Regions from separate parts of the Mus musculus genome. Here all the other regions are linked to region 2. Evidence: chromatin loops called from intact Hi-C (ENCODE). Cell type or tissue: left cerebral cortex. All regions are shown on one strand.

Region 1 (5,000 bases), 99 kb before region 2:
CAACAGAGGAAAGAAAAATAAAGTTATGAATGAATCTAGGCTTTTCTATTCATAAGAGTAAAAGTTCTAAAAATCTATTGATCCTTACTGGGGGACAGGTAACCTAGCAGGAAATAGCTTAAAGCAACATAAAAGAAAACAGCAAGCGCATTTTGTGTTGCTATTCTAAGAAAAAAAAAAAAAAAAAGGACAAAAATTACTCATGGCAGGTCATACAATTTAAGAAATAACAATACATACTGTGGTTGATTATTAAGAATGGTTCCCATAGATTCATATATTTGAAAGCTTAGGGAGTGGTGTTAGAAGGTGTAGCCTGTTGGAAGAACTGCCACTGGACTCAGCTTTGAGGTTTCAGAAGATTGAGCCAGACCCAGTGGCTCACTCCTTCATTCTGCGGTCTGCTGATCCAGATGTAGAATTCTCAGCCACCTCTCTAGCACTACGTCTGTCTGTGTGTCCCCCTGCTTCCCACCAAGATGATCATGAACCAACCATATGAACCTGTAAGCAAGCCTCAATTAAATGCTTCCCTTTATAAGAAGTGCTGTGGCCATGGTGTCTCTTCACAGTAATAGAAACCCTAAGACACATAACATACTATGCTTAAACAAGGCCAGACCTCACAGGATTTGAGAAGATTTCTCCAAGGTACCAGAGTCTCTTTCTATCACGTTACCAACCTCTGCATCCTTGTCCCCAAAACCAGGTCTCCTTCAGTTAAAGTACAGATCTTGGCTTTCTCAGAGTGGAATTCTTTATGCATCTACTGTCCTCCTTTCATTCTTTCTTTGATGCTCACATTCTTGGTACCCTGGATTCCCTCCTAACCCAGCTCTCAAGGTCTGTCTGTCTATTCCCTTCCATGGTGTCTACTTGATCCTCTTTGTCCATGCTTAGCTAACTTTTTTGATCCTTCGGATCTCAGTTTAACTGACTTTCAATACCCTCCTCTTTCCTCCCAATACCATCTGATTGTCCCATTAGCTTCTTGTAGTCCCTAGACTTTTCTCTGGGGCATGAAAATCTGTATTTATATATCTATGTTATATCATTAGTTTAATATCCTTTGTGTGTGAAATTGGCACAACACAAGTGGCACCCACTATATATGTCTACTATTATACTGCTACAATATCTTGCATCATTTCCTAGTACTCAGCACCAAGTGTGACATGTATAAGCTTAATCTCATCAACAGAATTAAGGTTGAAAGACCATAATGACATTTTGAATCAATGGCTAAAATGGGTCTTCAGTGTTGTATCTCAACTATACTCTTTTAGTTTTTATCCAGGTACGAGAATACTTCTAGAACTGATTCTGACATGAACACGAGACACCGGTTCTCTGCTTGTGTGAGGATTACGGCTAGACGTAGTAACTTGGAACAGGCACAGATATTTACACATTAGACAACCCTCCATCTCTGTAGGGGGAAGGGAAAACGCAGCACTTACCAATGAATGAACCTGTTCCTGGTGATGGAGAACAACTTGCCACTTTCCACATAATAGAAGCCACCAGCGCTCTCACTGTACTTCACCGTTCCAAACGCGGCACTTGCAGTCCCTACAAAATGAATGTGGTGGGCTTGCATGCGCGGTTCTCTGGGGGATGACAGGCACTGAAGAGTGCCGAGGAGCAGAGTGCAAGGGACTGACAGTGCATACAATAGTGAGTGGAAAAGGGAGGAAGAAGTCAGGCACAGGACAAGATGTGATGATGCACAGGCTTCAGGCATGTGGACTTGGATCCACCAGGGGAGACCAAAGGCCTACTTGGGGAGCCCGAGGGAAAGCAGTGGCTCCCATTCTCCCAAGCCCTTTCCGTACCAATGTCGCAGACTGTGAATTCCCGAAAGTGCCTGGGCCTTTCGCGTTCAGCTCCGCTCAGTTCCACGAAGCTCCGTTCCAGGGATCCCGCCGCCGCCATCTTCCCGCCGTCGCCGTGAGGCCTGACGGGACAAGGGCGGGTCACGTCGGCTCGTCACTTCCGGGGGTGTGGCGCGAGGCGGGGATATGTGTGTGCGCGATTTTGGCTGCCTGAGGACCGCGGGTCGGAGGCTCATCTGCGGCTTTTCACCGCGAGAATGAGGCTGAGGCGGGAAGAAGATGCCTTGACTCGCGGTCACTTCGGAGCGGCCGGAGACGGGCGGCGGCTGCGGCGGCGGCGCCCTTTTCCCGACGGCCTCGAGCAGGGGCGGGGCTGTGCGTGTTTTCATTTTGAAAAGCGGGCGCGGGCGGGGAAGAGGCCTGACGGGCACACTCCCAGCTTGCGGGAACCTTCCCCTCCGTTAGAGCGTTGGCGTGTAAGTTGTTATCCAGCCTCTTCATCGTTCAGCGAAACAAGGAGGAAAAGTAAAAGGAAGGAGGGATTCTTTGTGTTGGCATTTTTGCGAAACTTTTTCTTTACACACCCGCATACACATGTATGTGTTGAGATGTCAGCTCAGGTTGGCCTCGAACTCTGATCCTCCCGCCCCAGCCTCCGGAGTACTAGGATTACAGACACTTGCCACTCTGAGCGACACGGGTCGGATGCGTTGAATTAAATATTAATGCCCCAACCTTCTTGAAGTTATCGAAAATACAGTACAGTTTGCAAACGTGCAAGGAATTGTTTGTGAATTTCTTTCTGGGATCGGTCAGTATTCTCTGGAGGTTGAAGATTGATCATTCAGAGCCAGTTTGGGGCTACATAGTGAGACTTTGTAAATGAATGAGTAAATAAATTAAACTACAACTTCAGGCTTACAGCTGAACATGTTCGTTGGCAACTCCATCAGAATCACAACATTGCGAAGTTCCATAATTCTGCCCCAGCAATTGCATTTCCCTTGACCATTTATTGCCTTAATGACTATTTCGTGATTGTCACTGCCCACACCTCTCTTCAGATGCACCAGAAGAGGGCGCTAGATTTCATTACGGATGGTTGTGAGCCACCATGTGGTTGCTGGGATTTGAACTCAGGACCTTGGGAAGAGCAGTCGGTGCTCTTAACCGCTGAGCCATGTCTCCAGCCCTCACCCCCACTCATTCTTAGCTTACTCTGAAGTCGGCCGAGTGGGCATAGTGGCACACTGACAGCAGCTTTTGGAAGCAAGTAGATCAGGAGTTCAAGATTATCCTCCAATTTATGTCAAGATCAAGGCCAGCCTGAGGCTGCCTAAAACCCTGGCTCAAATCAAACAAAAAGCAGCTTTTAATCCCAGCACTCAGGAGGCAGAGGTAGGTGGGTTTCTGTGAGTTAAAGGCCAGCCTGCATTACAGAGTGAGTTCCAGGACAACCAGGGCAACAGAAACTGTCTTGACGTCCCCATTCCTCACAAAAGAAGACAACTTGCCCTGCAACCATATTTTCCTACCAGCAATTATAGCCTTATGCTTCTGTTTCTGTACATTGAACTGTGTCTGAACTTATAGAGAGACACCCTCCCTACCTTGACCTTCGGTCTATTCCTCATTTTAGCATCTTTAATTTTTCCATTTTTACTAAATTACTCCTCTAAATCTCACTAAGATAAAGTCTCCCCTAGAGCCCTGCTAACCCCTGTCCTTCTGTACTTGGCAAAAAGGGAGTTATGTCTGCACTCAGTGGATGCATCTCAGTGGATCAAGATGAAGCCTAAGGTCCTGGTCCCTTGCTTCCATCTAGGTCCATCCTGGTCAATTTCAGTTCAGTTTTCTCTGCCTAATCCTGCTTTCTTCACTCCCCTAGCAATGCTGTTCTGTGAGCACACTGTGTGCTCCTTCCTGTGTGTAAATCTCTGCTTCAGAGACTTTTTTTTTGAGAGGGAAGCTCACACACACACACACACACACACACACACACACACACAATTTAAAAAATATTTTTTTAAAAGATTACCTGTTGTGCGGCTTGGTGGCACACATCTTGAACCCCAGCACACAGGAGGCAAATGCAGGTAGATCTCTGAATTTAAGGCCAGCCTGGTCTAGGTGAATGAGATATGTTTTGGGGAACTTGTTGTTAGTGTCATTTCCCCCACATATTCAAAATCTCTATCAAGGCAGAAAGAATGCAAGATGAACGGGAAGGTGTGCTGTAACGACACTGCCTCCTGGACACAGCATGGTGGCTGCTCTCGTGAGATCATAACTGTGGTTACCTACACAAAAGACAGGGCCTGTCAACATTCCGTGGTGGGGGTTGGACTTTGAGGCCCCATCGCTCCCCGAGGAGCCGTAGGTAAAGTCAGTGGCTGCTGTGAGGGAGGAGTAATTTTCTCCAGTGGTGTATTTGCTGGTTAGTTGCCGGTGCTCCTATAAATAAGACTCCCTCCCATGCTCATTCAAGCAACTCTAATTAAACCCAGTGGGTCACAGATAGAAAAGACATGAAAGTGGAAGAGGAACTAGTTGGGAAGAAGGGCAAAGGAGGGTGATGGGGGGTCCATGATGAAGCTGGGAATAGTGGCCCACACCTGTCATCCTGGGTGCTTGGAGGGTGGAGGCATTCTAGGCTAGTCTCAGCAACATAGTAAGTGTGAGGCCTGCCTAGGTTACATCAAACCCTGTCTCACAGACGTAGGCAGAAGATTTTATTAGAGTGTGTGTTTGCTTTTTTATTAATGTTATTATTCATTTTACAAATGATGGACATCATATGACATTTTCATACATGTACTTTAGCCTACTTTGTTCACATTCACCTGTTAGCAAATCTTGTCCTCCCTTTCCCTCTTACTGTTCCCCTTCCTCTTCCCAAATAATAGTCCTCCCCTCCCCTTTTATGTCATGTATACATATATTTAAATCTAGATTTTGCATTTTTGTGCCTTCCTTTATTAATAATAATGATGATCCCCAACGTAACCATTTTCATTCAAACGATATGATTTTCTTCTTGTTTATGGCTGAATAGAACTTGAGATGTGATGTTTTCCAAGCTTCAAGCTGTCTTTGACCTTTGGTTCATGTTACAGTAAATTCAAGGTGAATTGCAGTAAGTTAACAGTAACACTTTACATTGCC
Region 2 (5,000 bases):
AGTTAGGGGTCAGCTTGGGCTACCTGGGACCTTTTTATAAAACAAAACAACTCCATAAATTCAAAACTGTGGTTAAATAGAATTAAGCATTGGCAGCTATGGTTCACAGAAGACAAGTATATAACACCATTCTAACTGCAAAGAGAGACTGTGGTATCCCTTTGCCTAGGGAATGATTCTTCCCTAGTCTGTCTTTGCAAAGAATCCATGTTCCCCATCAGGTAACCACACATTTTAAGAGCCCCAGCTCCTACAATGTACTGAACATGCTAGGCATCGTGAAGATGCCACAGAGTAGGCAGAGGAGATGAGGTCCCGCCCACAAGGAGTTTCCAACTAGCACTGTTCAGGGTTCATTTCTCATACAGAGTATCAGTTCATCTTGATTTGTTTATTATGCACGTATTAACCCCTTCTCAGAGAAGGCTGTTAGTTCTTAAACGGTCACTACCTCTTAAATGGGGGCATACATTCTACCCAGTAGGAAATCAAAGGGCATGCAGGAGTTCATACCCCTGTTGACAGAACCAAGATGTGAATCTGTGGCAACTGGGATGGTGCAAGGTCTGTGAGGATCAGGGGCAGGTACAGTTCTATTAGCATTATAACTCCTTTCCTCTGGGCACCATGGAAGGTGCTTTATTTATTTATTTGTTTATTTTTATTTTTTAATTTTTTTGAGATGAAGTCTCTTTATGATGTTACCCCAGCTGTCCTGGAAATCACTCTGTAGACCAGGCTGGACTTGAATTTACCTCCTCCTGTTTCTGCCTCCTGATTGCTGTGACTAAAGCTGTGTGCTACCATGCCTGGCTGGTGTGAGTGCTTTTAAAAAACACCTGTTTCTGCCTCAAGAAGAGTGAGGCAGGGAGGAACATAACTCCTGTGGGCTGTGATAACCAGATAGTGTTTAATCAAATGCAAAATACCAGAGGACAGGTGCAGCCCCTTTCCCCTCTGTTCTCTGCGTGAAGCTGGGACTCTGAGGCCCAAGGGATGCCTAGAAGCAGGCTGGACACCTGGTGGTCTACATTCCAGTTCTCATAGGGTCCAGACTAGATTCACTTCACTATCTTGGCTGCTCAGGTCTTCCCAAATAGAACGCTCCTGTTTCTCTGTTTCTCAGAAGGTCAAGGTTGAAGAATCTGCCTTCTGATTTTTTTTTTTTTTTTTTTTTTTTTTTTTGCCAAGTTGCTCCCACTTCCTGCCACACTGCTCCCCTCTCTCTGCCCGGTGAAACCCAACCATCCATCAAAGCCCAGCTCAAGTGTCACCTCTTCCTTTGGTCAGAATCAGTCTTTCCCTCCCTAGCATGCCTTGGTTTGGTACTGTCTGTCATTACTTCTAGGTGCAGTAGATAGAGCTCTTTGGTTTCCTCTCGTGAGCCTGGGCACAGTAGCAGTATTCGTGGTAATTTGTAACTCCTTTCAGATCAGGACTTGTGATGACAGCTGCCAGATGGGCTCACCTTATGTCCCACCCTCTTTGGGACTTTACCCATGATCTCATTTAATCGCCAGGCAAGTCTCGGTAGACAGGTACCCGTAGTATCTTCCTGTTACACAGGAGCATAGAGTGGTCAAGAGAGGTGAGGCATCTCTCTCCAAGTCACACAACCAGGATTACACAGTTAGTATATAGCACAGCTGGGCTTGCCATATGCCACAGCTGGGGCTCTAATCACTGGACCAGCTTCTGTGCAGGCTCTCTGACTTCCTGGCCCAGCGTCTGGGGAGAGAACAGAATACATGGTGTGCTTCCAATAGTTTCGGGGGGTTCACCCACACCCTCCCCCAAAGCCCACCCACGGGCCAGGCTTCACCAGATTGCGGTCTAGAAGCAAGCACGACTGTGACCTGGGCAAGAGGCACGCTCAAGCCAGAGCCAGGGAGGGAGTCCCAGGCTGAAGAGTCCCTACTGACCCATCCATACTAGCTCGTGGCTCTGGAACAGTGGAGCAGCGTCCCGGGTCCCGAGTCCCAGGAATGTGGGAGGGCTAGGCGGACAGGGAGGGGGCGCTTCCTCCGGCCGCGGGAGGGGAGACGCCAGAGCGTGCACCGGGCTCGCCACCGCCCACTCCCCGCCCGCCGCCAGCTCGCTGGGGGCGGGGGCCGCGGCGAGAGGGCGGCGAGGGGCCGCGGAGCACGGCAGCGGCCGGCCCGCCCGAGCGGGAGGAAGCGATGAATATTCAGAGGGGGAGGGGAAGAGAGGGGGCCGAGCGCTCGGCGCGGCTCCCTGCAGCCGGAGCCGCATGACGCGCGGAGGAGGCAGAGGGAGCAGCCGGGGCCGCGGGAGCCGGGAGCTGGGAGCCACGCGCGGAGGGTGGGCGCCGCTCGCTCCGCCCCGCGAAGCCCCTGCGAGTCTAAGGCCGCGGCCGCTCCGCGCCAGGCGCGCTAGGCTCCGCCGTGTGGCCGCCGCCGCCGCCGCTGCCATGTCCCCGGGGAAGCCCGGGGCGGGCGGAGCGGGGACTAGGCGGACCGGCTGGCGGAGAAGGAGGCGGAGGCGTCGGCTGGAGACGGAGACGAGGGCGCCCGGCTTCGGGCACACGGCGGGGCGCGTCCCGGGCACGTTCCAGGGCGCGCAGGGCATGAAGCCCGCGGCGCGGGAGACGCGGACACCCCCGCGCTCGCCCGGGCTCCGCTGGGCGCTGCTGCCGCTGCTGCTGTTGCTACGCCAGGGCCAGGTAAGCTCTCGAGTGGGCCTGGGCGTGTGGTAGGAAGACGCGGGCCGAATTGGCATCGCCTGCACCTGCCCGGGTGTCACCCGTTCCAGGAACACCCGGCGAGGGTCTGAGAGATCGTGGTCCTGGGAGCCTTCCTCCTGGAGGAGGCTGGCAGGGATCTTGGCCAGCCTCCTGCTCCCGCCACTCAGCCCCTTCCCTGGCTCCCGGGTGCCAGGGGAAGGGCAGGATTCCGGGGTCCCCAGGGTGTCCCCCGCCGTGCCCGTTGACTCTTCCATAGAAGCTCCCGCATGGGCTGCAGGCGGCGGTGGCCCGGCCTTTCCCGGAGCTGGTCACGTCTGGCCAGCGCGGGCCCTGCTTGCGCGCCCGAAGCGGCCGGAGGGGGCGTGTTTGCGGAGGGCTGTGGATGCGGAGCAGGGACGGCCTGGCTGAGCCGAGGCCGACCTACGACCCGGCCTGGAGGGGCACGAGGGCTTGGACAGAAGGGCAGTGGCGGTGGCCGGGTGCTTGGGGACAGGCCCTGGCGCTGGGCGGTGGGCGAAGCGCCGGACTCAGAACCGAGGGCGCTTTTTGTGGGGGAAAGTTCCCAGCCTTGCCAAGGTGGCCGCTCAAAGGCGTCCCTTGAGGCTGCTGGCTCTGTTCTCATCATCGCTCCTGAGATAGTGCTGGCTTTTCTGGGTGTGCATTCGTGCTTTGTGGGCGCTAGCTATACCCCTCCCCTCCAGACTTTTCTTTTCTTTCTTTTTTTTTTTTCCTTGCTTCACTTTTTTTTTTCCGATAATGGTGGGACTCGAATTTTGGATCTTTTCTCTCAGTGGTATTTTCATGGCAGGGGATGTGATGCAAGGCAGCTGGGGGGACATTCCCATTTTGCAGATAGGGAACTGAGGGAGAGAAGTGAAAGAGTGGAATCACCCAGCTGGTGCTGCGGGAGCTGAGCAAGCGAGTTCTGCCTCACAGCCTTCTGGGAACTGGCTGTGGTCTTGAACTCTGCAGCTGAAAGTGGCCTGGAGGATGCTCTTGTCTTGCTTTTTGCTAATGAAAGTCTCACTTGCTTTATAGGTACCAGCTCTAAACAGACAGTGAGACACAAATGAAGCATAGGCTGGGGATGGAAACTGACTTTGAGAGAAAGCTTTGCACACACACAGACACGGGAGGGAGGGAGGGAGGGAGGGAGAGAGAGAGGGAGAGAGGGAGAGAGAGAGAGAGAGAGAGAGAGAGAGAGAGAGAGAGAGAGAGAGAGAGAGAATGAGAATATGAATTGTTCTAGAGGAAACATAGGCACTGGGGCAGCAGAGCAGGCGGGCAGAAGAAGGGAGCCTGAGTCTGGGCCTGAACTAATTGTCAGCAAGGGTAACTTATAGTTTCTAAAGCAGGATTTGCACAGGACTCGTGGTGTTGTCCCCAGCAAATAATTCTTTACTGGACTGGGTAAGAGCTGAGTCTGAAGAAGAACCAGAGTTGATTTTGCCCCTTTTCCCCAATTCCATCTTTAGCAAAAAGCATCTGCAGGAATGGGGGAGGGGACACACCATTTCATAGTAGAATTGTTTGAATGGCTTCCATTGAAGAGTGAAAGAATTTTGTAAATATATATTATATATGTACACCACTTTTCATATAAAGCCTTTTCAGATGGGATTGGGGATTTATTGGGGAACATTGTGGATGGGCTGTCTTCATCCTTTCCCTGTAGGAAATTCATGCACAGCAGTCTTTGACGTTAAAGAAAAAGAACTGCTTCTTATTTGAAGTTCCCCTTCTCCAAGAATTCGCTATGCAGACTAGGGTGGCTTCAAGCTCATTGAGATCTGTTTGCTTTTGTGTTCCATGTACAGGATGGTGTGGTCTTGAAATTCTCTTGAACTAAAATTTATATTATAGAAACATTTGAGCTACATTTCTCTTTAGTTTAATTTGATTATACATATGTATATGTATGTATCTGACTTTTGTTTCAACAATAGTAGAAGTTGCAAGCTGTGCTTTGAATCAGCAAAAAGTATCTTGGGTAAATTTATCTCTTGCCCAATCCTTCCTTGTGTTTCTTTAGCACATTGCTACCCTCCGCCTGCCTTGGGTTTGCTTATTTCCTTCCTCTAGTTTGTTCTGTAGAAACTCGAGAGTCCTGTCTTCATATTCTTGTTTTTGTATTTGTTACAAAATAGGAAATATAAAAGGTTTCATGAAGAAATATCTCCAAAAACAATCCTTTTCAGCAGTTTCATTTTGATATGGACTCTTGCAGGGGATCGGCACCTTCTCTCTCTCTCTCTCTCTCCCTCTCTCTGGTGCTGGGGATGGAACCCAGGGTAGG
Region 3 (5,000 bases), 52 kb before region 2:
TGGATATGCATGATGCATCTTGCCTCCTCTGCATTCTCTCTCCTCCTTTTAAGACAGTGACAGTATGACTAAACCCTATTCTGCACCTTGCTTTTCTAGTTACTATATCCTGGGGAACCATCCTATATTGCTTCACAGGGAGGATTCATTTTCAAGATGTGCATAGCATCCTCAGTGCACAAAAGTACCATCAGTGTTGTAGTCAAGTATGGTAGGTACCATCTCCCATTATCACTCAAAGTCCCCCAGAAAGGACCAGAGTTTGGTTTCTACACCCACGTCAAGCAGTTAACAACCACCTGTAACTACAGCTCCAGGGGGAACAGATGCCTCTGGCTTCTGAAGGACACTCACATTCACATATCTGCGTGCACATACATGTGTGCACATGCACGTATGCACACACACACTGGCACATAGTTAAAAAAAACAACAAAAATGTTTTTAAATAGTCTCTCTGGGTAGCAGAGTGTGTACATTTGATACATACTATCGTTCAGCTCTGCAAATTTTGGCAATGTGCATCCAATACCCACTTTATGCTAATACCGGAGACACAGCAGCGGCACTTTTGGGCCTGTCTTCTCAGGGGTACAGAATCCAAGTAGAAGAACTAAAAATTGAGAGAGCAGTCAAATGTGGAGGTGATGTGGAGCTTGGGATGCTCTGTCTCTGCTGTCCAGGATGACTCCTAGGTAATAAACATCTCTTGGGATAACCGAGCTGTCCTTGTGGGGATGGATGGTACCAAAGAAGCAGAGACAAACTCAGTCCTTTGGATTTGTGTGATTCTATCTTATTTATAGTTTGTTTGTTTGAGGCAGGGTCTCGCTGTGTAACTTTGGCTGTCCTGGAACTTGCTATGTAGATCAGGCTGGCTTTGACGTTGTAGAGTTCCTCTTGGCTCTGCCTCCTTAGTGCTGGCTAAAGGGTGTGCAATTTTCAGACATTTCAGACTCTCCTATCAGTTGGCTGCCTAAACAGCAGTACTCAGTTTTATAGGGGTGAGGAGTGTTTAGAGGCATCCCCTCTCTCCCTCTTGCCCTACCCTCTCTCTTGTTTTTACAAAGGAGCAAACACTTTTACTCTGATCTCAAGCAGGGATGCCCCTCATACTGTCTGAAGACAGATTTCAGAAAAGCAGCCTCGGGGTGGCCTGGGAGGTCTTGGTGCACATTCCTCAAGCGGACAGAACTCAGAGTCTTCCTCCTCTCCATGTGGCCAGCAGCCTTCAAACACTGCCTTGTAGGTGCCTACGGTGGTGGTAGCTCAGCCAAAGAGACCAGGTGACCATTTTTTCCTTCATTGCTCTCAACCGTGTGCTTCAGATGTATGAAGAACCCAACGGCTCTGTGTAGGGAATGCCTGACCAGAAATCTAAGTGTGTTGGTTAGGACTCTGCCTTTTATTAAGGGATGATTTTCAAAACTTTGACCTGTCAGTTCAGCAGCAGCACTGACAGAAGCCTCCCCTGGACCAGATGACTGTGTCTTCCACTCCCGCCAAAGCTCTCATACTTTGCTGCTTTGCTTTCTGCCTGCGAGACAGATTGGTCCCTATCAACCTTGGCTTTAAAATTATTCTTGGGGCTCAGTGAGGAATGCTTGGTGTGCAGACGTGGGTATCTGAGTTTGATCCCATATCCCTCATGTAAAAGGAGGGTACAGCGCTCATCTGTCACTCCAACACGTGTGGGGTGAGAGCAAGTGGACCTAGAGGGCTTGCTGGCTGCCAAACTTGTGAACCTCAGGTTCAGTTTGAGACCTAATCTCAGAAAGTAAGGTGTCGATAAAAAGGTGGTGAATGATTGAGGACACGTGTATCGTGGGCAACTGTGCCTGCACACAACCACACGCACACAGACACATGCACATATTTTCACCTTTCAAATCCCAGTTCAGATATGCCTTGGCCACGAATTCTTCCCTCTTCTAGGCTAAGTTAAGCCTTACGGTGAGTGAAAGCATCATACTTTTCCCCTGCTGGGTCTTCTGGAGCAGAAGCAGTTCTGTTCTGAGCGTGCACCATAAAGCCTTGTACAGTGCACACAGTTGAGTGCAGAGTCAAAACACCGTCCCTGACTTGCTCTGATGCTGTGCATAGAAATACATGCTGCAAAGTGAAGCGAAGGGAGATTAGCACGTTGTTGTTGCTTGAAGTTGTTCTAGCAGGTCCGTTTCCCACCCAAGTCGATACTGTCTTATTTTCTGTTTTGGGTCCCATTTTACTGGAATGATTAAACAAATGGGAAATCATCAGAAACCACAATAGAGCCTGACAAGGCAGAGGAAAAGGCAGAAATAAGCTTGTGGGGCTGCAGGGAGGGGGATAGAGGAACTGGGCAAGTCTTAGAGATGGGGTGGACCAGGCTAAACCTGGACCAAAAAGCAGATGCAAAACAAGAGCAGATGGCAGAATGTTCAGAGGAGCAGCTTCGTGAGAAGTTGAGCTGACTCCAAATAGCTTCACCCTGGGAACCACTCAGCTGCCCTAACTTGTAAGAGAAGGCAGACAGAAATTGTTCTAAAAGTGTTTTGTTGTTTTCCTGGAAAGAATACTGAACAGAAGAAATTCCAGCTTGTTCCTGCCTTCTCTGAGGGTTCTTTGGGACTGAGTGTGGCATTTCTCTCTCTGGTGAAAAGAAACCCACTGAGTGCTTTCTATCCCTGGGGCTGCTGGGAGAGGGGATGCTGGCCTCCCGAACTCTTCCTCTTGGTGGAGGAGACTGAACGTGCTGAGTCAGGTTCCCTAATGGGTTCAGAGGCAGGTCTAAGCGTGGAAAGCCTCCACGGCGCTGAACAGATCTGCGAGGAGCAAGAAGTCCTAGTACCCAAGGGAGGCACAAAACCACAAGTGGCCTAGGGAAGGAAAGGTTCCACGAAAGGAAAGGCAAGGAAACCTGCTTCCTCCTGGAGCTGCCGCCCGCCGCCTGCCACCGCCCCGGGCCGCTGCTCCTGCGAGCTTTTGTACCAATCCCCTCCATCAGGACCCATGGAGCCCATGTTGGTTCCATGTATTTCACGCTCTGTAGACCTGAAGCAGAGGGCGCTTCAAAGTGAGATGAAAACACACCCTGGCTCCTATAAAGTCTTTGTATGGACAGAGAATATAAAATATCTATGCCGTAACTTTTTTGATAACTGCATATTGTTCTGGTAGTATTTTTTAAAATACAGGTTTAAAGAAAAAATATGTTTTGCTGGGTATGGTACTACATATCTTTAATCCCAGCAGTGGGGGTAGGGTCAGGGGCAAAGGTGAAAAAGAAATCACTGTGGGTTGTAGGTCAGCCATGTTTACAAACTTAGTTCCAGTTAGGACTATATAGTGAGATCCTGTTTAAAGGAAGGAAAGAGAGAGATTTAAAGGAAAGAAAAAAAGTATGATGCTGTGTTGTGGGTTCAGAGTCAACCTTAAGTCTTGTTTTGTTTTGTTGCTATTGCTGTTTTGAGACAGGATCTCTTTATGTAGACCAGGCTGGTCTCCAACTCACATAGATCTCTCTGCCTCTGCCCGGAAAGTGCTGGAATTAAGGGAGCTTGCAGGTCAAGCCTTAAGTCTCATTCTTCAAGTAATGTCTGCTCTCTTACCCAGACCACATGCTTTACTAGCCTGGAGCTTTACTGATGAGGGTAGCTAGACTGGGTTGGCCAGTGAACTCTAAATCTACTTCTTCCCAGTGCTGGGATTACAGTTGCCTGCCGCTGCTCTTGGTTTTCTGTATGAGTTCTAGGAATTGAACTCAGGTTGTTACGTTTGCAAGGCAAGCTCTCTACTGACTGAACCATCTCTCCAGCCTAAGAAAATTTTATTTGTTTCTTTTCTAATTTTTTTTAACTTCCCTAAACTGTTATTAGCCATGTATTTTGCAAACATTACTTGTATTAGCAGTGGTGGAGCCGTTGGGAAATGCTGTACCTTCTCCAAATTGCTTGGCAGCATCCACCCGAATGTATCTGGTCAGCTGGTACCCTTCTCTAGGACCAGCAGTCCTGATGGCCTATGGTCTCCCTGTGCTTGTGGGATGGCTTGGTGATTTGCTTGCTGTCAGGATTTCTGCTGATAACGTTATGAATGGGTCAATGAGGAGAGGAATGCCAAGGAACCTGGATGTGGTATCTTCACCAACCCAGTAGGTATTCCTGACTCTCAGAGCCCCATAGAAAGATAGAAGAGTGGCTTCAGAGCCCCTGGAAATGGAGTTACAGGTGTCTGTGAACTGTCCAATAAGGGTGTTGGGAACCAAACTCAGATCTTCTGGAAGATCAGTATGTGCTCTTTATTGAGGAGCCATCTCTCCATTTAAAAAAAATGCATCATTTCTTTTATTCAATCATAAAAACCTAGGAGCCTATAGAAAGAAGGAGGGTCTGGCACATTTACTATGCCAAGACATGGGCCCACTAGCCTCTAGATTAGAGGACTCCTGAGTGAGAGGAGGTCAATGTCCTTTCTACATCTATTTTTAAAAAATCATGGTTTTTAGTGTATACATTTTCTGGGGGCTGGGGGCCTAGCCTGGAACAAACTAGAGTTTTATATTCATAGAAAAAAGAAACTCTCAGTGAGAAGTTAAACAAGAGACTGGGCAGATATCGACAAGAAGCGCTGGAGAGAAGACTCCTTACTTGTGTAAGAAGAACAGAATGTGGCTTTTGAATATGGTAGTCTGGGAAGGTTGCTCTGAGACCAGGACATTGAGGAAAGTAAGCCTTAGGGAAATGAGACAGTGAATTTCGAGGGACCCAAGAGGAATCGCTGCTGGGGTTCTCAGAGCAGCAGGCTCTGAGCCATAAAGGCTCTGACTTGCTTTGGGACATTAAGGAGGTCAGTGTCAGTTGGAGGTCAGAGGAGAGAAGAAGAAGCCAGGGACCAGAGGTGAGCAGACAAACTGGGGGCTTGCAGGCCATCCACCTGCCTTTGGGCACCATTCTGAGTGTCTTGGGGGCACTTGGAGAGGGATGGGCTGAGGTATGGTGACCTGACTGACTGTACCACAG

What was found. Peaks named below come from ENCODE experiments on the same cell type or tissue, not always from the same donor. Only the 100,000 strongest peaks of a DNase experiment are listed, where the experiment ranks them.
Region 1: a loop joins it to region 2, with 4 times the contacts of the local background. A loop is called at or near these places in 23 of 42 quality-filtered maps.
Region 3: a loop joins it to region 2, with 2.2 times the contacts of the local background. A loop is called at or near these places in 4 of 42 quality-filtered maps.

What each region holds. Positions count from the first base shown.
Region 1 is chr2:90,676,344-90,681,343 of GRCm38, reverse strand. Nup160 (nucleoporin 160) reads right to left here and starts at 4,129. Exons shown (of 37, transcript NM_021512.2): 1 at 3,874-4,129; 2 at 1,836-2,330; 3 at 1,461-1,572. The coding sequence starts at 1,935. In left cerebral cortex, a CTCF peak has its summit at 2,892 (motif pointing right); DNase peaks (open chromatin) are centred at 2,032, 2,194 and 2,789; H3K4me3 peaks cover 1,585 bases; H3K27ac peaks cover 842 bases.
Region 2 is chr2:90,577,839-90,582,838 of GRCm38, reverse strand. It overlaps Ptprj (protein tyrosine phosphatase, receptor type, J), which reads left to right and starts at 2,244. Exons shown (of 24, transcript NM_008982.6): 1 at 2,244-2,683. The coding sequence starts at 2,588. Gm46752 reads right to left here and starts at 2,084. Exons shown (of 3, transcript XR_001783391.2): 1 at 1,923-2,084; 2 at 1,469-1,728. In left cerebral cortex, CTCF peaks have their summits at 2,406 and 3,039; DNase peaks (open chromatin) are centred at 3,055, 3,284, 3,607, 4,721 and 3 more places; H3K4me3 peaks cover 3,360 bases; H3K27ac peaks cover 2,859 bases.
Region 3 is chr2:90,629,924-90,634,923 of GRCm38, reverse strand. No RefSeq gene overlaps it. Among named protein-coding and RNA genes, the nearest start is that of Gm39870, 7.9 kb to the right of the region's middle. In left cerebral cortex, no CTCF peak of the experiment used is centred here; DNase peaks (open chromatin) are centred at 116 and 2,434.